Regions from separate parts of the Mus musculus genome. Here all the other regions are linked to region 1. The links are chromatin loops, found by intact Hi-C in ENCODE. Cell type or tissue: left cerebral cortex. All regions are shown on one strand. Links, peaks and the distances in the headings refer to the core of each region. The heading gives the core; the rest is flanking DNA.

Evidence for each region. Hi-C counts contacts between places; a loop is a spot of excess contacts. Peaks named below come from ENCODE experiments on the same cell type or tissue, not always from the same donor. Only the 100,000 strongest peaks of a DNase experiment are listed, where the experiment ranks them.
Region 2: a loop joins it to region 1, with 2.5 times the contacts of the local background. A loop is called at or near these places in 3 of 42 quality-filtered maps.
Region 3: a loop joins it to region 1, with 2.0 times the contacts of the local background. A loop is called at or near these places in 3 of 42 quality-filtered maps.

The regions. Positions count from the first base shown.
Region 1 is chr10:24,978,504-24,988,990 of GRCm38, reverse strand. No RefSeq gene overlaps it. Among named protein-coding and RNA genes, the nearest start is that of Gm47715, 16 kb to the left of the region's middle. In left cerebral cortex, for the core only: no CTCF peak of the experiment used is centred there; DNase peaks (open chromatin) are centred at 1,204, 3,961 and 4,471; H3K27ac peaks cover 965 bases.
Region 2 is chr10:25,151,328-25,161,814 of GRCm38, reverse strand. It overlaps Gm36313 (a long non-coding RNA gene), which reads left to right and starts at 7,675. Exons shown (of 4, transcript XR_380207.3): 1 at 7,675-10,487. In left cerebral cortex, for the core only: no CTCF peak of the experiment used is centred there; a DNase peak (open chromatin) is centred at 4,304.
Region 3 is chr10:25,135,200-25,145,686 of GRCm38, reverse strand. It overlaps Gm36313 (a long non-coding RNA gene), which reads left to right. Exons shown (of 4, transcript XR_380207.3): 3 at 1-431. Among named protein-coding and RNA genes, the nearest start is that of Gm36313, 14 kb to the left of the region's middle. In left cerebral cortex, for the core only: no CTCF peak of the experiment used is centred there; DNase peaks (open chromatin) are centred at 845 and 5,345; H3K27ac peaks cover 1,248 bases.

The sequences.
Region 1 (10,487 bases), core at 953-8,952:
TAGGCTCTGTAGAAATGACAGCACTTAACAAGCAGAAGGAATCCTCAAAGTGTAACAGTGGTCGGCATTCATCAGAGTGTCCGTGTGCTGGGAGCTGGAACTCATTTACATAAAATTCCATCATCCTGAATGATGGAGATCCATTCTGTCTCTTGTTCATCTCTCTGCATTTGGGTATAATCTATTCTGCATGTCCCATGAATCTTCATCTAGTTCTACTTTAGTTTTTATTGTGTAGTATAATTTAAATTCTGATTTAGTTATGGGATGTGTATATAATACCACCCACAATTATTTCCTCCTTTATATTTCAGCTTCTCTTCATACTCCATACTTTTTAAAGTACAAGCTATGTATGTCTAGACATTAACCCTTTTCTGTGTCAGCCTTACTGCTATCACACACACACACACACACACACACACACACACACACACTGTTCATATGTAAATGGCTCTGTTCAGGTATATGACATTGTGGTGGTTTGAATAGGCATGGTCCCCAAAGACTCATGTTTTTGAATACTTGGCCCATAGAGAGTGGCACTATTAGGAGGTATGGCCTTGTTGGAGGTGGGCTCTGAGGATGCTCAAGCTACACTCAGTGTGGCACACAATCCCCTTCTTCTGTCTCAGATCAAGATGTTCAACTCATCTTTCTTCAGCACCATGTCGGCCTGAAAGATGCTATGCTTCTCATCATGATGGCAATGAACTAAACCTCTGAAGCTGTAAGCCAATTAAATGTTTCCTTTTATAAGAGTTGCCATAATCATGATATCTCTTCACAGCAATGAAAACCCTAAAGAAGACAAACATATTTTTCCAAATTGAAAGTTTTAAGAAGATAGTCTTTCTCTATTTCCTTTCCAACCTCTCAGAATCAACTAAATGGTTTACAAACCATAAGCCAATCATGTGTGTGTGTTTGTGAGTGTGTGAGAGTGAGAGGGATAGGAAGAGGGAGACAGAGAAGGAGGGGGGACAGAGAGAGAGAGAGAGAGAGAGAGAGAGAGAGAGAGAGAGAGAGAGAGAATAACAGAAAAAAGAGCATGGATAGAGAAGGCAATGTAGGAGGAATTGCAAAGAGGAAACAGAAGTGGGGAATGATGTAATTATATTTTAAGAAGAGAAACAACTTAAAAAGAAAAAAGTGGAAATAGATTAGGGAGTGATAATGAGTGAGTCCAGACTTTTCCTCACAGCAGGCATCACTGTCCACACTCTGATTCTAACAACAGATCTTTATTTCCTGTCCCATCTCTAGGTTTTCAGTCCCTTCTTTGCTTATCTTCTCTTATGGAAGCATCCCTTCCAGGGCTACTTTGTACATAGACCTGGGGAAGCAAGACACTCAATGCAGGAAAGCATAGATGTGTGGGCATTGGACTCACTGCCCTGCGCTGACAGCGAGGGGAGTCTTTCAGGCCAATGCTCTTCTGCCTGGGAGTCACTGAGCTTGGTTCTGCTGCTGAGAATTAGCAGCCTCTGTTCACCTTTCTTCAGGGAGAATCACACACACACACACACACACACACACACACACACAGAGAGAGAGAGAGAGAGAGAGAGAGAGAGAGAGAGAGAGAGAGAGAGAGAGTGAGAGAGTTTTCCATGCCCCTGGCTGTGACCAATCATAGCTCTCTTAAAGAGAACTTAGTCAAAAGTCAAATCCCATGATAGAAAGCATAAGAATAGCTCATAGTAAATTAGGGCAAGAGGAAATTCCTCTGTAAGGAATTTAGATTAGGAAATACAATAGATTTAGCTGGTGTTTGGGCTCATTTGAGAACACAGTGGAATGTCATAAAACACTTTCTATTCATTTATAAATGTTATACATTTTATAAATTTTATATGTATACATTTATATACATACATATGGAATTTATTTTAAAAATGTATCAAAGTTTATGGCTTAACTAAGAAAACTTGGTACTTTGAAATATAAGTACTTAAATTAGAAAAACAAATATTGTTAACTATACTGGAAGTGTAAACTTAAATTTTGACTTTAAAATTACATGTCTACTCTTTAAGCTTTTACCTTTCTTACCCTCGTCTCTAGCCCTCCTTCTCTCTTTCCCTTCCCCACTCTCTCCACGTGGCCATGGCCGGTCTCTCTCTCTCTCTCTCTCTCTCTCTCTCTTTCTTTCTTTCTTTTTTCTTTTATTTTATTTTTTAATAGATATTTTCTTTATTTACATTTCAAATGCTTTCCCAAAAGTTCCTTATTCCCTCCCCACCACCCCCCCCCGTCCGCTACCCTACCCACCCACTCCTACTTCTTGGCCCTGGCATTCCCCTGTACGGGGGCATAAAGTTTGCAAGACCTAGGGGCCTCTCTTCCCAATGATGGCCGACTAGGCCATCTTCTGCTACATATGCAGCTAGAGACACGAGCTCTGGGGGGTACTGGTTAGTTCATATTTTTGTTCCACCTATAGGGTTGCAGACCCCTTCAGTTCCTTGAGTACTTTCTCTAGCTCCTCCACTGAGGGTCCTGTGTTCCATCCTATAGATGACTCAGCCTCTCTCTTTCTACCTTCTCTCTTTCTCTGTGTCTTTATACAATAAAGCTCTAAAACCATAGAGAAAAATTACATGTCTAAATCAATTTAAAAATTTAAATTAGAATGAAAAGGCTTTTCTAGTTCAATCAATACCTTAGAAACATAACAAGTACATAATTTAAAAAACACAGAGTAGTAAAACAAATATCAGTACTGTGGTTAATATTTGGCTTCATATAGACATGGCTCTGTTCACTTCTAAATCTTTTGAATGGGGAGTGCTTAGACTTCACAGAAATAAAAACACCCTCATAACGTCATAGAGAAAATAAATAACAAACCCAGAAAAGATATAGACAAAAGGGATCACTTCTATACTGCTGATGGCACTGTAAAATAATTTAAGAATTATGAAAATCAATCTGGGGATCATCAAAAACTTATATACATGTATATTTATGGTGTGTGTGTGCATGTTTGTGTGTGTGTGTGTGTGTGTGTGTGTGTGTGTGTATGTCTACAATACAATTCAGCTATATTATACTCCTGAGAAAACATTTAACTGGAGTGTGTTTACAGTTTCAGAGGTTTAGTCCACTAAAGTCATGGTGGGAAGCATGGCGGCATGCAGGCAGACTGGAAAGGTAGCTGATAGTTCTACATCTGGATCCACAGGAAGCAAGAAAAGAGAGACACTGGGCCTGGTTTGAGCATTTAAAATGCCACCCCACCCCCCAGTGACACACTTCCACCAGTGAGGTCATGCCTCCAAGCTCCCATCAAGTAGCTCCACTCCCTAATAACCAAGAATTCAATATGGGAGCCTATGGGAGCCATTCCTAATCAACCCCCCACAAGTCGACACTTACCTTTAAAGATACTGAAAGGACTTGCACATTTAATTTAAAGCATTTTAAAGTTTGGTGTGCCTTCTATTGTAGTGAAATGGAGACGACATATGCTGAGGAATAGTCTTGTTTGGTTTCAGTGAAGTGTACTGATTAGGCTGTGATGTTTGCTGTGAATAAAGGTGAGATAGTACCACAGAATTGCAGCATCCAGAACTTGGCTGCTTTTCCTCCTACTCAGCCAGGTCCTGCAGCATGGGTCTCTGGAGAGATTTTTATGATCGGCCCTATGCAGTTACCGGCTTGTCCTATCTTTTACATTTCCTTCCACTTACTGTGTTCTCATGCAATGTCAAAATCCCTTGTGCAGGTCTCAAAAATAGCCCTACTGCCGTTAAGGAGACACCAGAGGCAAACTACACTCGTGATTTACAATGATGATGTCTATTCTCAAATGCCCTCTAAATATAGCACCTACTTGCTTGAAAAGAACGAGACAGGTTTCTAGGTTTCAACAATGTGAAGGGGAACTGAATGAAGAAAACTGTGAGTCAGACTGGCTGTGCCTGCTGCCAACAATTCGGGGAGTCATGGAGGTGGAGGCTTGCCTATGTGGCTGGAGCAAGTCATTGTTGTTCACAAGCTAGTGCTGCTGCTGGTAGGAGAACTCCTAGCTGTTTCCCACCCTAGTTTTCAGACTCTAGAAATGAACAAAAACAAGTGGGAAGGGCAGAGGCACTGCAGTGATGATTCATTCAAATGAGTAAGAAGCATTGCTTTAGTGCAAAGGCATCTAGGTGTGCCCGTATGAGAAACATCAAATTCGTTAGTGCCTTCTAACGCCTAGAATCTCATTACTGCCCAGCTCAATCACTTAGTCATCCAAGATATCTTCAAGAAACAGTGTGTGTGTGGGGGGGGGGGGGTATGTACATAAACTCAGTTAGCAAAGTGTTTAGCTACACAAGTCTTAATCCCGATCACTTGCCTAAAATATCTGGGAATGGTGGCCAGCCCTGGGGCTTGCTAATTAGAGTCTAGCCCAGTTGGTTGGCCTCAGATCTCAGTAAGAGAGTAAAAGACCTCAGTGGGGAGACCTCCACTCACAAGTCCCGAGATGGCATGCACACCCAGGGAATCACGAGAGACCGCCTTGATGCAAACACATGAGGTAGTTTAATGACGGAGCTCCAGGCCAACACGTATCTCACACAGGAGACAGAGGAGTCGACCACGAGGCTCAAAAGTTAGGGGTTTATATAGGAAAAGAGTGGGGGTAGGGGAAGAATTGGTGTGGGTTCACACAATTGGACAGTTTAAACATCAGCAAACTGTACGTGCAGAGTAAGGTAACAGCAATTCTGAGGGGCAGGGGCTTATGACTCAGCTGAGATAGTCCGGTAGTCCGGACATCCCTGCTGTGATTGTCTGGATGTCTTTGCAGGTCTTCTCCTATCTTTATGGCTAGCCAGTTCCTGGAATGACTTAACAGCAACAGCCTTTGTTCTTTGCCTTTGGCCCAAAAAGCCCTCCTAACTAGCAAGCCGCATGAGTCATGGACCTTGAATTTAATTTTCTTTCAAGAGCTTGTTTAAAAAATTAATTAATTAATGAAAATTAAAAATGAAAAGAAGGATTAAAATTTAAAAAGTGTATTTGTTAGGTCCCCAAATTCTGGAAGGCAGTGCATATATCCAGAAATTAGTCTAGGCTCTGTTCAGACTGGTGCTGTAGAAAGATTTCTGGTAGTGAGATAAAAACCTATAAATAGCATTTCTCCGAATCCTGTGAGACAGGTTTCTGTACGTCAAAAGGATTCACTTCCATTATCTTCCCTTGACTCTGGCAAAAGGACATATGGCTACCCATTGACATCTACTTACCTGTGGGTACAAATCAAAATCCATAGTGCCCTCTAAAGGCTTCTAATCTGAGGTACTGTGCACTTCACTGTTCTTAGAGCTACTCAGTCTCCCACTGAGAAAGACAAACCCACAGACAGGTCTACCTTTCAGACAGGCTTCCTGAAGATGGAGGTAACTCAGTAAACTTACATAACTAGGTTCAATGAAAGAAGAAACTCAGACTACAGTAGTATTGTTATTTTAAAACCTGCCTTTACTATTTCTTTATTTTAAAAAAAAATGGGGAAAAAAAGCTTTCTGATGGCTGCTCTCAGTAATCAAGCACCTGTGTCTCTGTGTCTCGTGGTAAATGACTGAATATTTCCAGAAAAAAGGAAAAGTAAAAAAATTAAAGGTCTGAGGAAGTGATTTAAGGTGTGTGAATTGTGAGGTTCTGAGGGAGTGATTTAACATATGTGAAAAAAATGAGACAGACATACATAATGGTAAGACTGCAAAAGTTCAGAGTTTGTAGGTATTAATCAAAGGAGTTCTGTTAAGCTTTTAGTCTGGCTTTGATAAAGCATTGGCTACTAAACTTCCTTTAAAAATTATCATAGTCACAGGCTCAAAAAATTGCAGTTCTTGGTTGCTTTCTAAAGGTAGACTTAAAAGCGCTTCTTGTGCTGAAAGCATTTCTGTCCAATCTCTATCTATCTAGTCCTTGGGCAGAGGGAAGAGTGTTCATGAGTTTCTTCCAGAACCATCTTTTGGGTTCTTTTCCCCTTGGTTCTCTTTCCTCCAGGAAATCTCTCTTACTACTGATGGATGTTCATGTGTGCATCATGTTAGTAACTGCCCAGGCTTCCTTGCTGCTATGATCCAAAGGCATGTGTCTGCCTAAGATGTCAGGGACACTTAACTGATTTTTCTACAATGAGAATTTCAATGCAGATTATAGACAATAGTAAGCTCATGGTTCTAAAACCTTTATCTTGCATCAACTCTAAAGGTGTCATGTGAGCTCCAGGGAGTTGCAGCTTGCATCTATCTGCCACAGGTCAACTGGACCTCTTTGCCTCCAGTTGGGTTTGTATTCTCTTTGTTGAAAAACAGGGGTTTTTCTATGCCCGACTTGCTCTGAAATAATGACATGGAGAGCTTTATATTTATTAACAAGATGGAGGCTTTATAGCTGGGCAGATTCCAAGCTTATCTAAGCTCGCGATATTGGCCTGGCCAGTTTTCCAGCCACATGGCCCATTACCCGCCATTGTAGTTGTGCCAGGCACCTCCTTCATTCATATCCAATGGTGACTCCCTGATTGAGATTTCTATGGTTTCCACCTGAGACCCTCTCCTTTTCTCTGGGTATGAATGTCTCATCTTCTGCTCTCCTGCACAGTTATAGGCTGTTCAATTCTTTATTTGACCAATCAGGTGATGGAGAACAATGTTTTACAAAATACCGAATTAGGAGCTGCTTCATAATAACGACAGTAAAAAAGAAGTCTGAGCCACAATCAAATCTCTGGGTACAGAATACAGAGTACACAAAACATCTCCCCACATTTTGTCTTCCAGATATGCTGGGGGGAGGGGGAAAGACAGACCTGAAGTAGCAAATAAAGATTCCGCCTAAGCTCCTTAATTTTACCTCTGTCCCTAGTTTTTGTCTGTCCCAGCAGATTTCTACAGAGCTGACAAACACCATCCAGGCATCAAACCCTAACCCTGCAAATACTGTTCTAAAAGGAGTTCATCTGCATAGCCTCACTGTTAGATATGAGAAAAGCCATTTCCATGACTGGCCGATCAAAGCAAGCTATATTTAGAAGTGCACAAGGGACTGGCTAGAATGACTGCTTCTCCCTTTGTCGGGGTTTCAAAGAGCATCCCCTTACTGGCTTTTTGTGAGTTAGGGCTAATAGAAAATGGCTGTTGAGATAGTTGGTTATTAGCACTTAGACAGAAGAGTGGAAGACTAAGAGCTCAAGGCTGATTGTCAGGTAGACAAGCATGAGAATACGTCCTGTGGATGGGGAATCATCACAGGTGTTCAGGAGTTTAGTAAGGCAAAGGTGTGGTGTTACATATATAAAATGTGTATAATTTGTAACCCCATACATCGTGGGGTTACAGGTTCCGCATAAGCTGAAAAACACAATTTGCAGGATACATTGTGCTTAGGAAAGAGAAACTTATTGTAAAGTACAGAGACATAATAACGATGTACAACAGTGTGGCTCCTGTGTTCCTTTCACTTTGTCTCAATGGCCTTTCAAACCCAGAGAGCCCTGGAGTTGCAGATAACTGATGTAAACGAGTCCCCGGTGTGACGTAGTCTGATCAATGTGCTTGTCTCTTCAGTTTCTTTCAGGCGAAGTTACTTGTGTTATCTCAGAACAAAACAAACAGCTTTGGAGAAGAAACTCAAGGTGGTCTGCTGCAGCAGAATACTGTCCCAGGACGGCGAAACTATCCCAGGACGGCAAATACTGTCCCAGGATGGCGACATCTCCAGATTTAGCTTCCTTTCCTACACCTCATTTCCCGAGCTTGAGTCTGAAAGACTCAGGTCAACACCTTACACATCTCAGAAACAGGACACAGATAGGAGAGCCTTTTGCCTTGTAATTTGACAGCATGACAGCTGCTTAGAGGCCTCAGAATTCACAGGGGTGCCTTTCTGCTCACTACTCCACAAAGTGACCATGGGAATTTAAGAAATTTTAAATCTGGGAAAGGAGGATGGTTAGTATCTAAATTACTTTAATAATCAGTAAGTAGGACTCTAGTTTCAAAGATTCCCATGCTAATGTGGCCTGCTTTGTCACTGACTATGACCAAGTCTAATTTAGCTCATTTTGCCACCATTTTGAGTTCTTTCTACTCAAGGAGCCTGACAAAGCTATTTTCCTGTGTCACATTGACTAATGTTTCCACTCTTTATGATGCAATGTTCTCGGTTAGTACTGTCAGTGGTTACTTCTGCCCTCATTTCTGATTTTGTTGCTAATAGTTTAGCATCTTTCCATTTGAATTGTTTCTTTTATTTAGAGAATGTGGATTAGATAACTATGCCTAGGTTTCCTACCCTGTACTACATTGTTGCTGTGGAAATACACCTGCATCTGTTGCCATAGTGGGTGGATTAGACTGCTGTGATTGATTGACATTTGAGTGGACCTTATAATATTATGTGGTCATTGAAATGTCAACACACATGATAATAAAAGCTTTCAACTAGCTTTTTAATTTTCACAAGAGGAGCATATTGCAGGTGTCTGGAACTCCTTCATAAAGGATGGGAGAAGAAAATATGTGTAAAAAAAAATTGAATCAGACCAGAAATAGATTTTACTTAGCAAAGTCAAGCCAATTGTAAATCAACTAAGCCCTGCTACATATAGACCTGTGAAGATGAAAAGAAATGTTTACTGCAAGCTGTTCAAATCTTGAGTTTATAACATAACAACAGCAGACTCATTCAGACAGTGGAACTGGATGTTGGATAAAGTCACATGTGTGCCTAGAAGCACTCATGTACACAATCCACACATGCTAACAATTAAGTAAAGTTGAAATTAAAAATACATTTTCTAGAAGACAGTGTATTCTGGAAGACAGAAAATATGCCAAAGGAACATCTGGAATCATAAGAAGGTCAAGGCCGAATATTTGAAGCAATGAGTGTGTTGTTGTAAGAAAGAAATGGGATCAGCGAAAGACAAGACAGTTTGCCCTTGAAAGGAAACAGAGAGCTCAGACAATAGAAAACTGAAGAATGAGATTGCTTATTGCTAAATCACAGCTGTGGCATGTAAAGGTAGGATAACACCCACATCCTCGCTTAGAGTCCTGGCATCAAGATCTATAGCATCCTGTTAAAAATATGAAATATTATGGCTACCCAGATAAGCCAGTAGGTAAAAATACACACCATTAGGCCTGATGATGTGAGTTTGATTCCTGGGATCCATGTGCCCTGGCTCCCATTAGCTGCCTCCTAACCTCCACATATATTCCACATATCTATGGCATGACCTCCACATATACTCTACTTATCTATGGCATGTATATGTACTAATGCACACACGTGTGCACACACACACAATTTTAAAATTTTTAAGAATTAAAAGAATGCTAGAAGACCATTATTTTTTTTCTGGGAAGTGGAGAGATGGTTCAGTGTTTAAGAGCCCTTGCCAGTCCTCTAGAGGACCTGAGTTCAGTTCCCAGCACCCATCTGGACCTCTAGCTCCGGAGGATCTGACACCTCTGTCCCACTCAGACACCTACACTCACATATACACACCCACATGTAGACATACACACCTATACACAGTTAAAAATAATTTTTTAAATCCTATTTAAGTTCCTATGGTGACTTATTTAATAATAACTTATCAAATCCAAATTTGGAAAGATATTCTTGGGGACATCCGACGGTTCATCCAATTAAGTACTTATTTTATAGACATGTAAGGGTAGTGGGTGGAAAACAGTGGTGTTCCCAGTGCTGAGGAGACAGACAGACAGACAGACAGAGACAGAGAGAGACAGAGACAAGAGAGAAAAGAGGAGCCAGTAAGTTATAGCCAATGGGAGAAGACCATCTGAGGTTGTCCAGCCTCCACATGTACATGAACTTGAACACACCCATCTATGCATACATGAACGACACAATTTATCTTAAGATCATGTATTCTTCTATCTTCTTATAGAAACATCATAGTTATAGTTTTCATATTTAGGTCAATTGTCTCCTTTAAACTAACTTTTGTCTTTGGTGTGGAAATGTAATGAAATTCAATTTTTTAAAAATGGCCAGTTGCCTCACCATTATCTATTGAAGAGATAGTATCTCTTAACCTGGATTTTATTAGCATCTTTGTTGAACATAGAAAACTGAGCCTTCTCTTCTGATCCATTGATCTATGACTTCAACCTCATGCCAAACAGGAGGCTTGCCATTTTGGTTGTGTAGCTCTCTGTTAAGCCTTGGAATTTTCCAGTGTATCTTCTCAATTTTGCATTGGTTCTTAAGGCTATCTTGGTTGTTTGGAGACTTTTTTTTTTTTGCTATACACATGCTAAAATCAGCTTATCAATATCTAGAAGAAGCAATCGCTTCTTTACAACAGCACTTTGGGATTAGAACCAATAATTTATTGAACACGGATTCATCTCTCTATTTATTTAAGACTTCAATTTCCCATCAGAAATTGCCTCCTTTTTCAATACAGAAGACTTTATTTCCTTTTGCTAAAATTACTTCTA
Region 2 (10,487 bases), core at 956-8,955, 170 kb before region 1:
TCTCATATAATGCACAGTTATTGAGGAAGGCATCTGACATCAACAGACCTCCTCATGCAAATGCATATACATACATATGCCTCTTTATGTGCATACACACATACCCACATAGACCTGTAATCACACCACCCCTACCTACGTATGTAGCTTGGTTAAGTCTGATATACCACTGATAGTGGTATAGGGTCTTGGTATAGGTACAAGAGTAGCTGGCAATGTAATGGAGCCCTCTTCTTTTTCTTGGCTTTCCAGCCTAATCATCTGGGCCCTCCGGGTAGCTACTGAGTTCTGGCTCTGCTTTAAACTGGCTGAGATTTGTCTGGAAAGGTGGCTCAGAAGTCAAGATCACTTGTTACTCTTGCAGAGGATTTCCCAGGGCCCATACAATGGCTCACAACCCTCTGTAATTCTATTCTAGAGATACAGGGGATGAGACTCCATCTCTTGTCTCTGAGGGCACCAGTCACACACATGGCATATATATATATATATATATATATATATATATATATATATATATATATATATACACATGCATACAGGCAGGCAAAACATATGAAATACATGAATATAAAAAAAGAAAGCTGGATAAAGCTGGTTTTAGTATTTTCAATTAAATATCAAACTACAAATTATTTCTAAGCATTTCAACACAGGGCCCAGTGGGCGCTTTGGATTTGATGCTTCTGTGTATGATAAGTATGGTTGTATACACTGTAGGAAAGATTGTGTGCACTTTAGGAAGCCTCTGTTCCTGATCTAAAGACAGTAAATACAGCAGCAGACTCTGGGTATTATGACAATTAATAGCTCCATATATTTTCAAAATACTCTCTAAATAAGGTCACCCAAGCCCCAATAGGGAAGGTATATTAAGTATGGTTTCCCTGGCAGCATAAGAGACAATGCTCTTCATTTCTACCCTGTCCAGAAGTAATGTAGCCTGCAAGAGCACCAGCGCACTAGGACTCTGCACACATTATCTGCTTCCTGGATAGAAATGGGAAATGAAACTACCTTTATAATTTGTGTGATGAAAACCAAAACATTTATTACACTAAAGAGTGGTGATAGATCAATTGTAACAGTTCCTATAAAGTCATAATTTCAGAAATTTTCTTGGTTAACTGATTGGGAGAGCAGACTTAGAGACTGAGATCTCTAAATTCTAAGATCTCTAAATTCTACTGAATATGTTATTATTATTATTATTATTATTATTACTATGTAATTATAACAATAGGGCTACTTCTTGTTCAACTTTATAAAAACACTTAAAATATATATTATCTACCAAATGAAAAAGTCTAATTTTCTGATAATAATAGAGATGTTAGAAATATAGAAGAATTTTAATATAGAAAAATATTATTTTTTTCTGAGTGGCAGATAGAAAGATTTTAGATAAAAATAAAATGAGGAAGAACCTTCCCTATAGGCTCTAGTAAAACTTGCAGGGTAGCTTCTGAATTAAATGGCATATGGAAACGAAGAGATGAGGTTGGTGGAGGGGCTGTATCGTGGGTGAGCGCTCTGTGGAGGGGCTGTATGGTGGGTGAGCGCTCTGAGATGTCCAGTGAAGCGTTCGGATGAAAGAAGCAGGACAGAAGGAAGAGGACATGTATGTCACCTCCAACACTGAGTGTGTGGAATTTAGGCTTTGAAAGAGAAGTTAGAAGTTCTTGGTGCATTCAGAATATTATGCTTACACTAAGGAAACTCTATATGGTTTGTTTCTTACCATAGTGGACTATCGGGCCCCTATCTAAAGGGAAGCAGTTTGAGTGAGGATGCTCGTCCTGTGACAGCCTGTATCCCTGTTCCCAGTTCTTCATCTCTAACTGTTCTTTTCCTTGTGACTTCCACAGACAGCCTTTTCTGTGTAATTTCATAGTAAATTCCTCTGTCCTGTTGATACAAGACTTGACCAGAGACTTGTCTTAAATAATGGGATGTCAGTAGATGTAGAACAAGGCAAGGCTTAAACCACGGAGATACCTGAGACAGACTGAACCAAAACTTTAGCCTGGAGAAGACCTCTGATGTGAGGATGTGACTAGTGGCCCCCCTCCCATGAATGTACAGCATTGGTCAATGGCTTGCATGCAGCATTATTCTTTTAAAGACTGACGAGCATGGTCCCAACAAGCCAAACGAAAACACAAAAGCAAGGTTAAGCCCACAGAGCAGCACGGCCATTTTGGAAGTCGCTAAGTCTCCTCTGATGGGATTGGGAGCCTGTGCCATGAGCAGAAACCCATGCCTGGGACTTTAAACTTTATTAAAAAGCTATGCCTCGGGCTGGAGAGATGGCTCTGTGGTGCACAACATTCTTGCTCTTGCAGTGTTCAGGCAGGAGAGTTCTACATCTTCATCTGAAGGCTGCTAACAGAATACTGGCTTCCAGGCAGCTAGGGTGAGGGTCTTAAAGCCCATACCCACAGTGACACACCCACTCCAACAGGGCCACTCCCATCACATTCCACTCCGTGGCCCCCATAGGCTTGTCCAAACACATGAATCTATGGGGGCCATGCCTAAACATAGCGTAATGCAAAATACATTTAGTCCAGCTCAAGGGGCTAAGAATAAATGATGGCTGAGGGCTCAGCCCTAAAGGAAGCATTTATACCACCCATCTAAGGCTCAGGGACCATTAGGGAATAGGATGTGGAAAGTGTTACAAGTCGAGGCCTGCACCACCAAGCCTGGCCAGTCAGAAAACTGTCCCTCCAGCTATAAGCCAGAATACGGCCTTCTTTAAGTTGCCTTTTTTGTCAGGTCTCAGGTCACAGCAACAACAAAATACCCGCTCCAGCTATGTTCAGGGATGAGCAGATATGATGCAATGTGACAGGAGAAGGGTACACAGATTCATTTTAAAGGTTTCATGTGACTCAGCGATTCTGAGCAAGGACATGCTGCCCATAACACAGAATTTGATGCGATATCAAGGGGTTTTTGCAAAAAAGGAGCAGGCTTAATGAAGGTCTATGGACAGGGATACTGAGAGCAACCTTAAGTAGCCCTTCTGATTGGCGAGTGAAAAGTTCAAGGTCTTTGGGGGCTAGTTAATGCTGCTGATGTTTTGACTTGATTAGGTAGAGTTGCATTTTGCTATCTTAATGTTGTGAATTCGAGGTCAGCTCCCTGCACTCTTAATCTTAGCTCATGTAACTTCCTGTCCTCAATCTACGGTTCTGTGATTGTCAGGCTTTCAATTCCACACAGGTCTAGGTCATTCTTAGGTCAAACTTAAGGTACCTACCAGGAAATGGTCTGTGAAATACCTTACATTACAGAAATTCAAGAATTTTTAATGTGGGCATCCTAAAGGGGGCAAGATACGGGGAACAAAAGAGAGAGAGAGAGAGAGAGAGAGAGAGAGAGAGAGAGGGAGAGAGAGAGAGAGAGAGAAGTCAGATGTGCAAAGCTGGTTACTGTAAACAAGATGAAGCCAGCTGTGTTTGCTAGCTGGAAAGTATGAAGGATAGGATTCTGTCCTCCCAGAGCTCCAGATACAGAGGCCTTAGGAGTTTCTCTTAGGCTCCTAAGGGATAATTCTGGGTTACAACAGATAGGTTCACAATTTTAAGTAAGTCTTTTTTAGTACGTGCCAGCAGAAGGGTCTAGCCTATTGAGGAAGGATCCAGTTTGTAATGAAGAGGCAAAGGAATGGAGGAACTTGCATGAATATTAAGCTTGGAGAAAGCAACAGGCTTCCTGGTGGTCCTAACTGGAGGAACTCAGCCCTCCTATTCAAATTCTTCTCTGGCCTCTGAGTCTTGAGAGCCTGCAGTACTCCTTTCCTTTCTGATGGTGTGTAGCAGGGTATCTCTCAGATGAGTATCTTATGATCACCATTTGAAGGTCACAGTCTTCATCTATGGCTTGCTTCGGGGGGACAGAAGCGGCAAAAGACCATGCTGTCTTCCTGCTCTTGTGATTTGTTTCAAATACCAGTGTACCCTGGGCTGCATCATCCGTTTATTCTTGCTTTAACTGATACCTAGCTTTGATAATCTTTTCTGCCCCCCCCCCCCTCAGTTCAAGCTCATCGTGGTGGAAGCCTCCTGAGGACCACATGGGTAGGCTGGGTCTCTAATTCCACTACTTAGGATACAGTGGGACACAGGAGACTGATGCTTAGGCCACAGAGGTAGCCAGAGAGGAGCACAGAAGGAGCCAGAGTATCACCAGGGAGACCTGAAGGAAGATAAACTTCAGACTGGCTCTGGGTAGGCAGAGTGTGGGGACCAGCCTACAGCCCAAGGTTCACAACTGTTCCCCAGAGGATAGAAGCTAATCTAGACTGTCAGTGGGATGCAGTGGGTGGTTATGGCTGGAAGGTGGGAGAGCTGGGAAGGATATTTGGGGACCATTTGGATCAGAAATCCATCTATTCTAGGTCAAGGGGGAGGCTTGTGGGAACCCAGATCTAAAGAACACTTTAATCTTCCTCTTTTTTCTGTTCTTTTTCTTCTTTTCTTTTCTCTCCCCCTCCCATTTTTCTTTCTCCTCTACCTCCCCTCCTCCCCTTCCTCCTCCTCTTCTATAGAATTTTGAAGACTGAACAATATCAGCACCTAAGAGCATCCCCAGCCACAGTCCCTGTGTCTCTCCCAACTAACAGGGTGAAGAGTGGAGGATATATATAGTGGAGATAACAGTGTTGAAAGGTTGCACTTCATTCTCCACTCTCCACCCACAGTTGCAGCACCTCAACTGTGGGTCTGGAGCATGCTGGGCACTAGGTTGGGTGTATTTAACCATCATGGGACCAGGCATTCCTAAGGATGGGAGCAGGAAGTCATGTGTTACAGAAGGTACTTTGGGAACCCGTAACTCAAAAGAGAAAGCCCCAAATCTAAGGGGCTGTAAGAATTTCATCCTGGCACAGATTCCCAACACAGAATGAAGTATAACGGATCAGAGAAATAAAAGCAAAGCTGTATTTGGATAACATCTCGAGTCCTGTTTGTTCAACAAACTAGTCACGGCAAGATGGCTTGACTGGATTAGATGCCTGTCATCTCTGACCAGGGTGGAGAAAGTCTCACTCTGAAAGGAAGGTGGGGAGAAAGGAGTGTAGAGAGGATGAGGGCTTTTGGTTGCAGTTTCTGAGTGAGGCGTGTTTCGGGGAGCTATTTTCAGTGTTTCCTTGGGCTTGCCCTAGGGAGTTGCTTAGGAGAGTTCAGGGACCCTCCCATTCTTTAAGTTTGGGAAATGTGACAGTGGCAAGGTCTCTGCTTCATTTCCATCTAGAAGAGAAGGGGACTCTGCTGCTGTTCTGGAGGTCAGCTGTGTGAGTAAAAATGGTGACTGGAGAGGTGCGGGATGGTGTGCCAAGATGTGAAGATTCAGAGGAGGGTCCATATGTCCCTGCCCTTGAGTGTGACACATTTCCCGAGGTCCTAGTGTAGCTATCTCATTCAACCCTACTCATCCTCAAGTCACTCATTAGTCACTAGTACAGTCTCTGCACCCTTGTCCACGATCCTTAGTGGAACCTGAAAATGGTGGGATGCTACATAATCCATATGAATATGAAAGTGTATAGATATACACATCTATCTGTCTGTCTGTCTATCTATCTATCTATCTATCTATCTATCTATCTATCTATCTATCTATCCCCGAAGGACAAATTGTATTCTTTAAGTTATTCACAGCAAGAGACTAAAACTACCTAACACAATTGAGTAACTATACTATAATAAGTTATTTGTCATTCATGAGTCATCTTCCCATTTACTGTTTTCAAATGTGTGAGTTACTGTGGGTAGCTGACACCTTGAGAGTAAGTTGTTATTAAGTGAAGTCAGGGTTGACCATGGGATACTGATGCTAGGAAATAAAACAGGTAGAAACAACAATGAAGTGATTTATAAGACCCGTTGGGGAAGATCTGAGAGTTAAGGGTGTAGAAAGATGTGAGAAGCCAGAGCACTCAAATCCTTTAGGCAGGGATCTAACTTGAGGCCACACTTTGGTAGCACAGTTTGGTGAAATCTCTGGTGATGAATACACTGGTAATGTTAGCCCTGAAATTAGCTCCACTTCACTGTTATCGACAATTATATTTGTGTGATTCTACAAAATTATAAGTACAAAGGTGTTCACTACATCATAGTTTATGAAGGTAACACCACCAAAACCCAAATGTTTCATTACAAGTATAACATCAGTTATAACTCAAATAAGAATAAAATGATCAGGCATTCTAGCACTTGGCAGATGAAGGCAAGGAATCCACGAGTTCAAGGTCATCTTCAGCTACATGGATAGCTTGAGGTTACCCTGGATTACATGTGACCCCATCTTATAAATCAAAACCAAGGGTCTGGAGAGATGGCTCAGCTGTTTAGATCACTTGTTGCTTTTGCAAAGGATCTGTGTGTTCATGGTGGCTCACAACCACCCATTAATTCCAATTCTAGGGGTTCTGATGACCCCTTCTGACCTCTTAGGGCACCTATACATGATGCACATATATGCATACAGGCAAAACAGTCATACAGCTTCAATTAATAAATAAGTCTAAAAATTAAAACAACAATAGCAGTAACAGAGGAATAAGGTAGACACAATTATTTTAAAATACAAAGCAGAGAAAATATGTTAAGCAAGATATGCTGTAGAGGACAATATGAATAAAATGTTTATACTTATGAATGAGATTTCCAAAAGGTGACTGATGCATTTATATGCAAAGAACATTCCAGAAGGATTACCCTCTCCCAATCATCGAACGTAATTCCTTTCTAAAGTGGGACTGAGAATCTGGAGGATGGCTGAGGTTCACTTGCCACAGGTGCATGCTGGGAATTCAAGCCTCCAGAGGAAGTCTCAGACCCAGAGATTTTATCATATCAGGAACCAGGAAAGTGAAAATAGGGGTAAGAAGACTTCAGGAGAACTCAGTCTTGGATAAAGGATACATGGAGTCACAACAGCAAGGGACAAGACAGCAGGGAATTGAGGACAGCTAGGAGGAGGCAGGGACTCAACTGTTCTCCAGGGTTGGGAAGCACAAACCTGGCAGAGAGCCAGCGACAGTAAGTGGAGGGTGGCTGAAGAAACCAGGGAATAGTCGCTCTCCCTACCATTTATCATGAGGATTTGCCATCAGGAAGAAACATGGAAAAATGTTTGACCCAGGATTCTTTTGTTTGTTTGTTTGTTTTGTTTTGTTTTTCTTTGTAGAACATGGAAAGCCTACAGATGTCTGCATCCACAGTAATTAAAGAAGGAAGTCATTTCTCTCTTCTAGGGACTCTGCATTTAAAGATAATGCATGGCAGCTGTGCATCAAAAATAAAACAGCACCCTAGGTGTCATTAGTACCAGGACACTCCTAGCCCTGACCTAACTATGTGACCCTTGACCTGCGTTGCCAGGCCAACGGCCCTCAATTCCACAATCCACTTGGCTCACTTCCCACCCTCACTGGTGTAACGTAATTTTCTGTGTAAATTAGGAGATCACCCCCTCCTCTCTCTCTCTCTTTCTCTCTTTCTCCTCTCTCCCCTCTTTCTCTCTTTTCCCTCTTCTCTGCCCTTCTACCCGCTTCGCCGCCTCTCTACTTCTGCACAATAAACCTCTCTCACGTGGAACCACCTTGGCCTGGTCTGCTGTTTGGTTTACCCGCTCAATATATATATATATGTATGTATATATATATATATAGCTAGATATTAATTAATTCATAAAAAATTGCAAACGGCAAAAGAAAGGAAAAAAAGAAAGAAAGAAAGAAAGAAAGAAAGGAAGGAAGGAAGGAAGGAAGAAAGAAAGAAAGAAAGAAAGAAAGAAAGAAAGAAAGAAAGAAAGAAGCTAAAGAGAGCAGTGGTGGTGTGGGTGGGGATAGTAATGCTAGTCCACCTCAGATACTTTGACAACATGACTTCATTGATATATACTAATGCGACAGACTCAGGGGCTCTAGTTAGCCTGCACATGTCAAACATGGCTCTGGCTGGCCTTGCCCTTCTCTCCTATTCCCTCTGCCTTGCTAAAAACTCTTAGATTACATTCCTTGAGCTGATTACCAAGGTCTATCCCCTTGTTTGGCCACTGTCTTAGTCAGGGTTTCTATTCCTGCACAAACATCATGACCAAGAAGCAAGTTGGGGAGGAAAGGGTTTATTCAGCTTACACTTCCATACTGCTGTTCATCACCAAGGAAGTCAGGACTGGAACTCAAGCAGGTCAGGAAGCAGGAGCTGATGCAGAGGCCATGGAGGGATGTTCTTTACTGGCTTGCTTCACCTGGCTTGCTCAGCCTGCTGTCTTATAGAACCAAGACTACCAGCCCAGAGATGGTCCCACCCACAAGGGGCCTTTCCTCCTTGATCACTAATTGAGAAAATGCCTTAGAGCTGGATCTCATGAAGGCATTTCCTCAACTGAAGCTCCTTTCTCTGTGATAACTCCAGCTGTGTCAAGTTGACACAAAACTAGCCAGTACAGCCACTTCCTCTTTTCAAGGTTCAACTATCAAAGTGTGCCAATACTTGAGTTTGGCAATTAAAAGCCCCCCCTTTGACTCCTCTAATTAACATGACCAATTAAAATTAAACACCTGATCCTAACGTGGAGTTTCTGCTTTTACCTTTATAAATTGTCTGCCACCTCTCTCTCTGGAGGCTGTCCTTTGCCCCCTTTCCCTTCTCTTCCTATTTCCCCTCATTCTGTCTCCTGTTTTTGTATCTTATTTCTGGCCCTTTGTCCTTCTGGAACAAATAAATCTCCTTGTGCTGAGAACTTGACCTTGGGATATCTTGCAGTTTCCTGCACAAAGCACCTCTCAAAACCACGGAAGTAATGAAATAATGATGCTTCTTTTAACTCCTCCCCTCTCCTGTATTCTCCCTCCTCCTCCTCTGTCAGGTTGAGAATTGAACTCCCTGCATGCTGAGAAACCATTCCTTTTGAAGAGGAAAAAAGTGAAGGGGGGAAAAAGAGGAGAATATATATATGGTAAGTTTTACCTTTTGGTAAAAGAAAACAAAAATGTCTGACTTTTTATTATCCTTTCAGTTATAAATTTAAAAACAGTGGCCCCCAAACATGGAGAAAAGAAGCCGAAGGAAGCCAGGGAGATGGAAACATTGAAAGGTCAAGGCAAGGGCAGATTACTTCCGTTTGAGCTCTAGGTTTTATGTATGTGGTATTGAAAGCTTACCTGACCTGGAAGCACATGATCTGAGCTCTATTTCTTAGATATGAGGCATTGGAGAGCCTAGCAGACCCAGAAGTAACACCACTGTACTGATGCCAGAAATAAGGCTGCACTAACATGCTAATGATGCTGACATGACGGTGCCAACAGTAGTACTAATGGAGACTGGATGTGGGATGCTCCACATCAGCTTATGAAACTTGAGTTCTTTCACTTGTTCTAACACATAAAAGGAATACTTATGATTTTATTTTATTTTATTTTTTTAAGAAAATAAGCCTAAAGGAATAAGTCAGAAAAGCCCAGAATGTCAAAAGGCACCACCAAAATGTTACCTTTTCCCTACAGGTGACAAAAGCAATGTGTATTCTTCTTGTGGATTGCCCTGGTGCTGTTTGCATTTTGAGGCTAATTCCACTTCCCTAAGAGGGGCTTCCTGGCACTAAGGAGTGAACCCTGTACTCAGGTGACTTCATGTGAACCTTCTGCCCATTTTAACTTGTAAAAAATAAAGGCTAGAGCCAGTGATTGGGCAGTGGAAGAGAGGGTGGAGCTGAAAAGTTTGAGGGAGAAGGAGGAAGAAGAGAGGAAGGAGAGCGAAGAAGGAAGAAGGGGTTGAAGGAAACTGGAGCAGAAGCATGTGACATGGCTCCCTTCGAAGTGCCCAAGGGATTACTCCTACCTCCCATTTAACCAATACATTCTCTTTGCTGCTGAGTTCTGCTTTTTCATATACTGAACACCAGTTTTTAGGAAAGGGAGTAGTGGTGTGCTTTGGAATGTCTATCGAGGTAAGCATTTTGGACAGATGGATCAATAGTTGCAGAGTAAATAAAGAGCAATCTCTATTTCCAGCTCTGTCTTACTCTTACACACACACACACATACACACACACACACACACACACACACACACACACACACACACGCCCACACGCACACGCCCACACGCACATGTACGTCCTAGTGTAGGGGATGGCTGCTTGCAATTTTAGATGAGATAGCTAGGGAGCAATTTGCAAATTGGTCTACTGTTGGTGATTTTCACTGGTGTGCTTCCATGAAGCAGCAGATGTGTTGTGGGATGAGGAAGATGGGCCACTCAGCCCAGATAATAGCTGTGTGAAAACCTGCTTGCTTTATTCAAAGGACTAATATCAGACTATTTGAGTGGATCAAGTTTGCCAGTGGGCTCAATTCTGTGCTTCCTGCTGTTTTCTTTAAAGTATACCAGAATTACAAATGGTTTTGCTTTCAGTTTTAATTTTCTGTTCCATTTCCTTTGAGGTCGACCAGTTCTCTC
Region 3 (10,487 bases), core at 755-8,754, 160 kb before region 1:
CTCTCTCTCCTCCCAGCTTTCTGTTTCCCACTTTCGTATCCCATGTACAGCCTTCTCAGCCTTCTCTCGTCCAGCCTCCTCTGATAGGCTTGTTTGTGGTTTTCTGACGTACACTCACTGCCGCATACAAATTAGAAGCTAGGACCCGCACGTGAGAGGGGATGGGCAGCATTTGTCTTTCTGAGCCTGCTTACCTAATTCGGAATGATTATTTCCCGATTCCTCCACTTTCCTTGCAAATTTCATATACTTTTTACAGCCAAATAATATTGTGCCCTGTACCACATTCTCCTTATCTATTCCTCTGCCGAGGGATGTGCGGGCTGGTTCTGTGGAGAGGAGAAGGAGAAGCAGCCATGAGATAGCTGAGCAATAAAAACGTGGCCATGTGGGCTGCTCAACTGCAGCTAAAGCAGCCCAGATGCAACATAGTAAGTAACAATTCAAGGTTATCTTGAGGAGAGTAGATTCTAAAAGCATGGAGGGTAGACAGCTGCCCAGCTATTGTGCTACTCAAAGCGTATTGTGAAAATAAAGGCTGTGAGTGTGTCTTTCTTCCAGGAACTCAATAACCCAAGGTGGGGTAGAAACTCTGGGCTGGGATTTTATAGTTTCCTACTACATCTTACTATTGTGAATGGAGCAGCAGAAACCATGGATACACATGTCTCTCTGGACTAAGATATAGAGCTCCTTGAGTGTGTGTGTCTAGGAGTAGTCTGGGTGGCTTATCTAGCACTTCTATTTTTACATTTTGAGAATCCTCTAATCTCCGTATTCTTGCACCTTCAACGGCTGCACCACATTTCTTCTCAGCAAAGGTTAATACGCGTTCCTCTCTCCTCACATTGGCTTTCGTCCTGGCAGCCATTCTGACGGTGAGATAGAATCTCAGGGTAGTTTTAATTTGCATTTCTCTGGTAGTTAAGAATGGTAAACATATTTTAAAATGTTTACCGGCTGGCGTGTAGAAATTTCTTAGCTCTGGGATTTTGAGCCTTGTTCTGCTATATATAGGAACCATTATATTTTGAACTGCTCAGAGGTTGTTTTTGTTCAGATTTTATGTGTAATAACACTAGTGGTTTTGCAGGGATAGAGGAACTGTGGGCAAGGAGACCCAAGGATAGATGACTGCTACTTAAAGCATTATACCTTACCATATCTATTCAACAAATATACATTGAATCCCTCTACTGTGCTAAGCCCTAACATGGAGATTAGACAGAAGAGTTAATAAATTATAACAATTAGTGATAAGTCCTTTAGAAGTGGGCACAGGCCAAGAAAGAATGACAGTCTAAAGTCTAGAACTGGCAAAACTGAAAGAGAGCAGTGTATACAGAGAGGGGAGTAGTTATACTATAGGACCTCACAGCCTGAAGCACAAGCAGGCATGGTCTGAGACCTGCTGAGGTCCGGCAGCATTGTGGATGTCCCTTTGGGAATTGATGGATGATTATCCTGGAGATGAGGTGACAGATGTGGTGAGAATTGTTTGTCATCTTGAGGCCTTTGATTATGGAAAGGAAAGGGGAGTCAGGTACCAAAATGTGTACTTTTACACACTGGATAGCCCCAGTGTGATGATAAAGGAGGCAGTGATGTGTTAGAATAGCGGCTCACGTCTGAACACAACAAACCAGGCCAAAGCAGTTCTACATGTTAAGAGGTTTATTGGGAGAGAGAGGGGCAAGGAAGGTGGTGGCAGAAAGAGAAGGGGGAAAAGAGAGAGAGAGGGAGAGGGAGAGGGAGAGGGAGAGGGAGAGGGAGAGAGAGAGAGAGAGAGAGAGAGAGAATTCCTCTTATATATATGGATGGTGACGTGGTCACAGGTAAAGATGGGAGGTGAGTCCAATGGATTCTGGGAATATGGTAGCCGTTATCTTGGCAACAAGTATGTAGGTCGCACAGTTGCCTATGTGATGTCACTGGTTTCTGAGGTCCTGATGCCAACAGACAGAATCTCTGGAGAGTATGAGAGTAAGGTAGTATGAACCCTTTCTTCACACAATAGCTCCCAGAGTCTCCCCCAACCTCTGTTTTGAGACAAGGTCTTGCTGTGTAGCCCAAGCCAGACTGGAACTCACTATGGAGTCCAAGCTGATCGTAAACCACAGCAATCCTTCTGCCTGAGCCATTTGACCACGAAATACAGTTTCTTCTTCTTTTGCAAACATGGGAGTAAAGGTCCTCTAAGCGCTCGAGTCTGCTGGCATCCTGAACTCGATTGCCAGAGCCGTGAGAAATGTTTATTGTTTAAACCTTCCTTTTCATGGCAGTTTCAGCTAAAACTAAGGTGGAAATGAAATTGGTTGTCTTTTCTTTATTTCTGTTCTTAATAGGAAAAGAAGCAGAATGGAGAAGTTAAAGACAGGAGAGAGAGAGAATTCTGAAAAATTTTATCTATCCGTCCATCCATTCATTCGTGCACTGGGCGATAGAACCAGAAGTCTCCCACATTCTAGGCCAGTGCTCTGTCATGGCTATAGCGGCACCCACCCCCATTTTAATGTTAATGTAGGATCTTGCTATGTTACCACGGCTTTCTTTGAGCTCCTTCTGTAGTCTAGGCAAAACCTATAATCCCCAGGCTTTAGACATTTGACTAGCTGCGTTTAGAGGCCTGAACCATGAGACATGGACATTTGTGTTAAAATGTAAATATAAACATTCAGAAGCAAAACACAGAGGATTTTTTTTTTTAGTTTTAAAATATTCATTTATTTAGTGCCTGGGTTTGTGTGCATGTGCTTGCGGCAGTGTGCACACGTGGAGGTCAGAGGATAACCTGCAGGCCTTAGCTCAATCTTCCCTGTATGGAGCGCCTTTAAGAGCTCCACCAACATGTGTAGCAGAGGACGGCCTTGTTGCACATCAGTGGGAGGAGAGGCCCTCGGCCCTGTGAAGGCTCAATGCCCCAGTGTAGGGGAATGCCAGGGCAGGGGAGCAAGAGTGGGTGGGTTGGTGAGCAGGGGGTAGGGGTAGGGGATAGGAGGGTTTCAGAGGAGAAACCAGGAAAGGGGACAACATTTGAAATGTAAATAAAATATCTAATGGAAAAAAAAAAGAGCACTTTGAAATTTCTGCTTGATGATGTGAGCGGTGAGGCTGAGCTGTGGGAAGACAGGAGAGGAAGGAAGAAGCAGCATGTTTGAATGACCTCATCATACCCCGCCACACAGTTGTTCAGAGATGACCCAGAAGACACAAGAGGCAAGTCCAGGAATTAGCTCAACAGCTCAGTGAAGTAACAGGGCGTATGTTAATTGGAAGGGATTGGTATCAGCCCAGGACCCCCCAAGACCAAGTTCTAACCACAAAGGAGATTTCTTTGCTCAACAAGGACAAAAGGGTAGGGATAAGAGGCAAGGACAGAGATAGAGGATGAGGGATAAGGCAAAGGGACCAAGGGATAGGAGGAAGGGGTATTTGTCCCAAAGGAGGACAAAGATGGCCTGGTAAAGGGGGAAATCTCATGTCGGGATGAGGTGTTTCATTGTGCATGCTATTTAGATGAGCCAAAGAGGGCTGAACTTTAAGACTTTGATGGCTGGACCTTGGTAGTCAGCCTCTGGAGGAGGAAGTGGCCAAATAAGAGAATAGACCTTGGGAGAGAGCTTTAGGAAAGTCATCTAACAATTTGTAGCAAGGCAGAGGGAACGGGGTGAAGGGCTAGGCCTGCCAGAGCCCTGCTGACCATGTTGGAGCTGGACAGAGTCCAGTCCCAAATTAACTAGTGTGCCAGAAATGCATGTAAGTAGATAAAGACAAAGAAATGCAATAATTGTAACTGTTACTTAAACTATCCTTAGGAAGCTTCACTAGTAAAGATCAAATAGTTCATAGAATAGTCCCAAAGAAGTAGGTTAGACATGTAGGTGGCCCCAGTAGAGAACCTGGGAGGGGTGGAATGGTCTGGAGTGTGCAATATCATCAACAAATGTAGAAGAGATAGAAAATAAAAGGGTTTTTCTAGGGCTACTTTGACTATCAAGGGATTACAATGTTATAATTCTTTTTTTTAAAGCTTTGTGTACTATTTTTTATTGATTTATTTTATGTATATGAGTACACTGTAGTTGTCTTCAGACACACCAGAAGAGGGTGTTAGTCAGATCACATTGCAGATGGTTGTGAGCCACCATTTGATTGCTGGGAATTGAATTCAGGACCTTTGAAAGAGCAACCAGTGCTCTTAACCACTGAGCCATCTCTCCAGCCCCAGTGTTATAATTCTTATGTAACATTTGGTGAAAGCTGCCTAGCTGTCTAATAACATATGCCTGTATATATGAATATATTTGTATACACACAGGTCTGATATAAACATACACATATGTAAATGTACACATCTCATGTGTATCAGATTCATGATTATTTATTGAACTTGGTTTGAGCACAGACTCAATAGGGCTAGAAAGAACACAGAACTGACAGGACACCAGTGGCAGAGGGGGTTGGATTCTCTGCATATGGAAGCTTGTCCGAACCTTCTGTTTATTCTTAGGTGTATTTGAAATTCTCTGTAGTAAAAGGTTAAGCAAACAAGACCCAAACAGCAGCTCTTTATATAACTTCAGTCAACCTACCGATGCAACTTTGTGTCTCAGTGAGCACTAGACCACACGATGCACATGGGAACAAATGTGCATTGTCGTCTAGGGAGGAGGTCCAAAACTCTAATTAGATTCCTAGTGGTTTATTTTGCTAAAGTGTGTGGAAAGAACAGTTGGGGTAAGTAGCCTGTTAACTTCTAGCCAACCTTCCTTGAGGATTATTTCTTGCAACTGATGTTGATAATGAAAATTGGAAAACACAGATTTTAAGCTCATAATCCCTTGGAAAGACCTTGAAACACAAAGGAGATTTGCCAACCCACAAGGGTTCTTGACATTATTGTAGCAAAATAACCAGAGCTGCAGAATCTAAGACCTTTTGAGGAAACGGAGTTGGGGGGATTGAAGGTTGCAAGAGAAGCCATGAGAATTGTTGTAATATGCTGTAAATTTATTAAACAACATAATTGGACAAAACGTTAAAGAAAGGACGTGAAAGGGACGTGCTAAGTGCGTAATAATGAGCCTCATACAATTAATTTCCATTTAGCTTCTGCTCTGGAAAAACTTACTCAGCAGTCCCCTTTGAGCTCCTTTCAAATACATTTTGTTCTGCGGCTCACAAAAGGCTAAGAGGCTCCCCCAATTTCACTGCCTCAGGCTCAGCAGCTCGCCTCAGGCCCCGCCCACGACCCGCCCCTCCCCCACCCCCCTCCACCCGCTCTGCTCACCCTGCAGGTCTCAGGCCCAACCCTCCCTCCACTGTCTTCTCACATGCTTGCCTCTGGCCCGGCTCCCAGTCTTCCCCTCCCCTGCTCCCACCGCCTCCAGCTCACCAGTGCACTGGCCCCAATCTTGGCTCAAGTGCTGAAGATCTTTCAAATGTTGTCCCCGGAAGTTATTGACTCCCACCTCCAAGCCCATAATGTTCCAGAATCAAAGAGAAGGGAAGCATTTCTTCAAAAATATTTCTCTGCCCTCTGCAAGAAAGGCCTCTGGTCTGTGATTTCTTTTCTCAACGTCCAATAACACATGTGACTGAATTAGAAAATGGCTAGGGTCATGGCTCAACTGGTAGAACTTTGTGAGGCATGAAGCCCTCGGTTTGGTCCTAGCACCACAAAACTGGGTACAGTGGCAAATGCATAGAAGTAATCTCAGCAATCAGGAGGGGAGGCAGGGGGCTCAAGAGTTCACTCTTTGTTACATAGTAATTTGGTAGCCAAGCTAGGCTGCATGAGACCATGTCTCAAAAAGAAAGCAAAAAACTAACACAAACAGGAAAGTGGTCAACTTCTCCCTCCCTCATTTTGTCTCCATTCCTTCAATGAGCAAATGGCTTTTAATTAATAATTAAAGATCTCAAGATACAGCAAGGTGGTATTGGTGATGATCAACAGTGATTGCTGTAGACACTGTCTTAAGTTCATGTTAATTCATCATTGGAACAAATATCAATCTTAGAAATGGGTAAAAGAGACAGGCATCTTTCAAAGACATTGCAACATCAATTTTTCTGTGACCTCGAAAATTTTAGAACTCGGTTGGTGCAGAAAAGTTGATGGAGAGATTTGTATAACTTTGGAAATTGGCAGTTCAGTTCCAATTCACAGATTAGTAGCAACAGCTTGATCCACGACACACAAACATTTCACCGCTAACACCAGTGGTCCAGTTCAGTAGAGGTGGGAGAGCAAAGACGACCCTGCAACAGTGGCACGACCTAGCACAGATAGCTAGGCCTCAGCCTCAGCTTGAGTCAGCAAAAGGGACCAGGAGGAATGACAGGAGAAGTTCTCCCTTGTGCCTCTCTCAGCAAGTGAAGATCAGCGAAGACATATGAGACCAACAAGCATTGCACAGCTAGCTCTCTCTATATAAGCAAGCCTAGCTCAGTCTCATTCACTATCTGTGGAGTCCTTTTTGCACCCTCCAAACATCACTCCATGGGTCTTGCCTCAACACAGTCATCTGTTTCAGCTGACATCACTCTGCCAATTAGCCCGAGTCTGCAGAATGGGTAAGAAACCGCAGAACACCACCAGAAGTTTTTTGGTGTTTCTCTCTATGGAGTACTGACAAATGCAGCTCAACTATGCAATGTAAGCCAGACCAATACATGCATGTTGTTAGCAAAGAATCCCTTATCACATGGTCTTAGCCTTTCACCTATGTCCATTTCAAGAAAACACTCCTTAATGTGTTTTCCCTAGCAAAACACCATCCAATACAACGGACTTTCCAAAGAACCCTTAAGTTTCCACTTCAGATTTGTGTCAAGACACTGAAAATACTTATTATGTAGAGAGTTAGTAAAGGACTGGGTGTGCATGCGTGCATGCATGAGTGCATGAGTGCGTGTATGCATGCAAGAGAGTGTGTGTGTGTTTCTATATTGATAATTTGAAAAGATGTGGTCCACTGCTGTTTTGGACATTAACCAATTTTGCTCCTCTCCCAGTAATTGCATCCTAACATTGATTTACTAAATTATCTGTTAATGCCTAGCTTCTCAAATGCTCTTTGGACCACTTTAAGCATCTTACTATTATATCATTAATTAATCAGCTAAATTAAACTCTTGATACATGTTCTTTTTATTATTATTATTGGATATTTTCTTTATTTACATTTCAAATGTTATCCCCGGTATCCCTCCCTCCAGGAAACACCCTATCACATCCTCCCTTCCCCTGTTTCTATGAGGTGTTCCTCCACCCACCCACCCTCTCCCACCTCCCTGCCCTCAGTTCCCCTACACTGGGTCATCTATTGAGCCTTCATAGGAGCAAGGACCTCTCCTTCCATTGATGCCTGATAAGTCCATCCTCTCCTACATATGCAGCTGGAGCCAGAGGATTGTACCAGCTTGCATTCCCACCAGCAATAGGAGTTTCTTCTTTCTCCACATCCTCACCAGCATCTGCTGTCACCTGAGGTTTTGATTTTAGTCATTCTCACTGGTGTGAGGTAGAATCTCAGGGTTGTTTTGATTTGCATTTCCCTGATGACTAAGGATGTTGAACATTTCTTTAGTTGCTTCTCGGCCATTCAATATTCCTCAGTTGAGGTTCTCTAGACTCTAACTTCTTGAGTTGTTTGTTTGTTTGTTTTTGTTTTCTGTTTTGTATATATTGAATATTAGCCCTCTATCAGGTATAGGATTGGTAAAGATCTTTCCCCAATCTGTTGGTTGCCTTTTTGTCTTACTGACCGTATCCTTTGCCTTAGAGAAGCTTTGCAATTTTATGAAGTCCCATTTGTCGATTCTTGATCTTACAGCACAAGCCATTGGTGTTCTGTTCAGGAAAATTTCCCCTGTGTCCATACGTTTGAGGTTCTTCCACACTTTCTCCTCTATAAGTTTTAGTGTATCTGGTTTTATATGGAGGCCCTTGATCCGCTTGGACTTGAGCTTTGTACAAGGAGATAAGAATGGATCAGTTCACATTCTTCTACATGCTGACCTCCAGTTGAACCTGCACCATTTGTTAAAAATGCTGTCTTTTTTCCACTGGATGGGTTTAGCTCGTTTGTGACCATATGTGTGTGGGTTAAGTTCTGGGTCTTCAATTCTATTCCATTGATCTTCCTGTCCATCGTTGTACCAGTACCATGCAGTATTTGTTTTTTTTTTTTTTTATCACTATTGCTCTGTAGTACAGCTTGAGGTCAGGGATGGTGATTCCACCAGAGGTTCTTTTATTGTTGAGAATAGTTTTCCCTGGGTTTTTTATTATTCGAAATGAATTTCCAAATTGCTCTTTCTAACTCTAAGAAGAATTGAGTTGTAATTTTGATGAGAATTGCATTGAATCTGTAAATTGCTTTTAGCAAAATGGTCATTTTTACTCTATTAATTCTGCCAATCCATGAGCATGGAAGATCTTTCCATCTTCTGAGATCTCTGATTTCTTTCTTCAGAGACTTGAAGTTCTTGTCATACAGATCTTTCACTTGCTTGGTTAGAGTCACACTAAGGAACATAATTATTATTTGTGGCTATTGTGAAGGGTGCCATTTCCCTAATTTCTTTCTCAGCCTGTTTATCCTTTGTGTAGAGGAAGGCCACTGAATTGTTTGAGTTAATTTTATATCCAGCTGCTTTGTTGAAGTTGTTTATCTGCTTTAGGAGTTCTCTGGTGGAATTTTTGGGGTCACTTAAGTATACGATCATATCATCTGCAATTTGTGATATTTTGACTTCTTCCTTTCCAATTTATATCCCTTTGACCTCCTTTTGTTGTCTGATTGCTATAGCTAGGACTTCAAGTACTATATTGAATAGATAGGGAGCAAGTGGGCAGCCTTGTTTAGTCCCTAGTTTTAGTGGGATTGCCTCAAGTTTCTCTCCATTTAGTTTGATGTTGGCTACTGGTTTGCTGTATATTGCTTTTGGTATGGGCCTTGAATTCCTGATCTTTTCAAGACTTTTAACATGAAGGGATGCTGAATTTTGGCAAGTGCCTTTTCAGCATCTAATGAAATGATCATGAGGTTTTTTTTTTCCCTTTGAGTTTGTTTATGTAGTGGATTACATTGATGTATTTCCGTATATTAAACCATCCCTGCATCACTGGAATGAAGCCTACTTGATTGTGGTGAATAATCATTTTTGAAGTGTTCTTGGATTCGGTTGGCAAGAATTTCATTGAGTATTTTTGTATCAATGTTCATAAGGGAGATTGGTCTGAAGTTCTCTTTCTTCATTTGGCTTTTGTGTGGTTTAGGTATAAGTATAATTGTGGCTTTATAGAATGAATTGGGTAATATACCTTTTGTTTTTATTTTGTTGAATAGTTTGAAGAGTATTGGTCTTCTTTAAAGGCCTGATAGAATTCTCTAAACCCATCTGATCCTGGGCTTTTTTTTTTTTTTTGGTTTGGAGACTATTAATGACTGCTTCTATTTCTTTCAGAGTCATGGGACAGTTTAAATAGTATATCTGATCCTGTTTTAACTTTGGCAACTTGCATATGTCTAGAAAACTGTCCATTTCACCAGATTTTCCAATTAAGTTGAGTATAAACTTTTGTAGTAGGATCTGATGATTTTTTGAATTTCCACAGTTTCTGTTGTTACCTCTCCCTTTTCATTTCTGATTTTATTAATTTGGATACTGTCTCTGGTTAGTCTGGCTAAGGGTTTATCTATCTTGTAGATTTTCTCAAAGAATCAGCTCTTGGTTTTGTTGATTCTTTGTATACTTCTTTTTGTTTCTATTTGGTTGATTTCAGCCCTGAGTTTGATTTTCTCCGGCTCCCTACTCCTTTTGGGTATATTTGCTTCTTTTTGTTCTAGAGCTTTCAGGTGTGCTGTTAAGCTACTATTGCAAGCTCTCTGCAGTTTCTTTTTGGAGGCACTTAGAGCTATGAGTTTTCCTTTTACCACTACTTTCATTGTATCCTATAAGTTTTGGTATGATGTGTCTTCATTTTCATTAAATTCTAAAAAGTCTCTAATTTCTTTCTTTATTTCTTCCTTGACCAAGTTATCATTGAGTAGACCTTTGTTCACTTTCCACGTGTATGTGTGTTTTCCATTGTTTTTGCTGGAAATTAAGACCAGCCTTTGTCTGTTGTGATCTGATAGGGTACATAGAATTATTCCAATCTTCTTGTATCTGTTGAGGCCTATTTTGTGGACAATTATATTGTCAATTTTGGAGAAGGTACCATGAGGTGCTGAGAAGAAAGTATATTCTTTTGCTTTAAGATGAAGTGTTCCATAAATATCTGTTAGATCCATTTGGTTTATAACTTCTGTGAGTTTCAATGTGTCTCTCTTTAGTTTCTGTTTTCATGATCTGTCCATTGCTGAGAATAGGGTGTTGAAGTCTGCCACTATTATTTTGTGGTGTGCATTGTATGCTTTGAGCTTTACTGGAGTTTCTTTTATGAATGTGGGTGCTCTTGCATTTGGAGCATC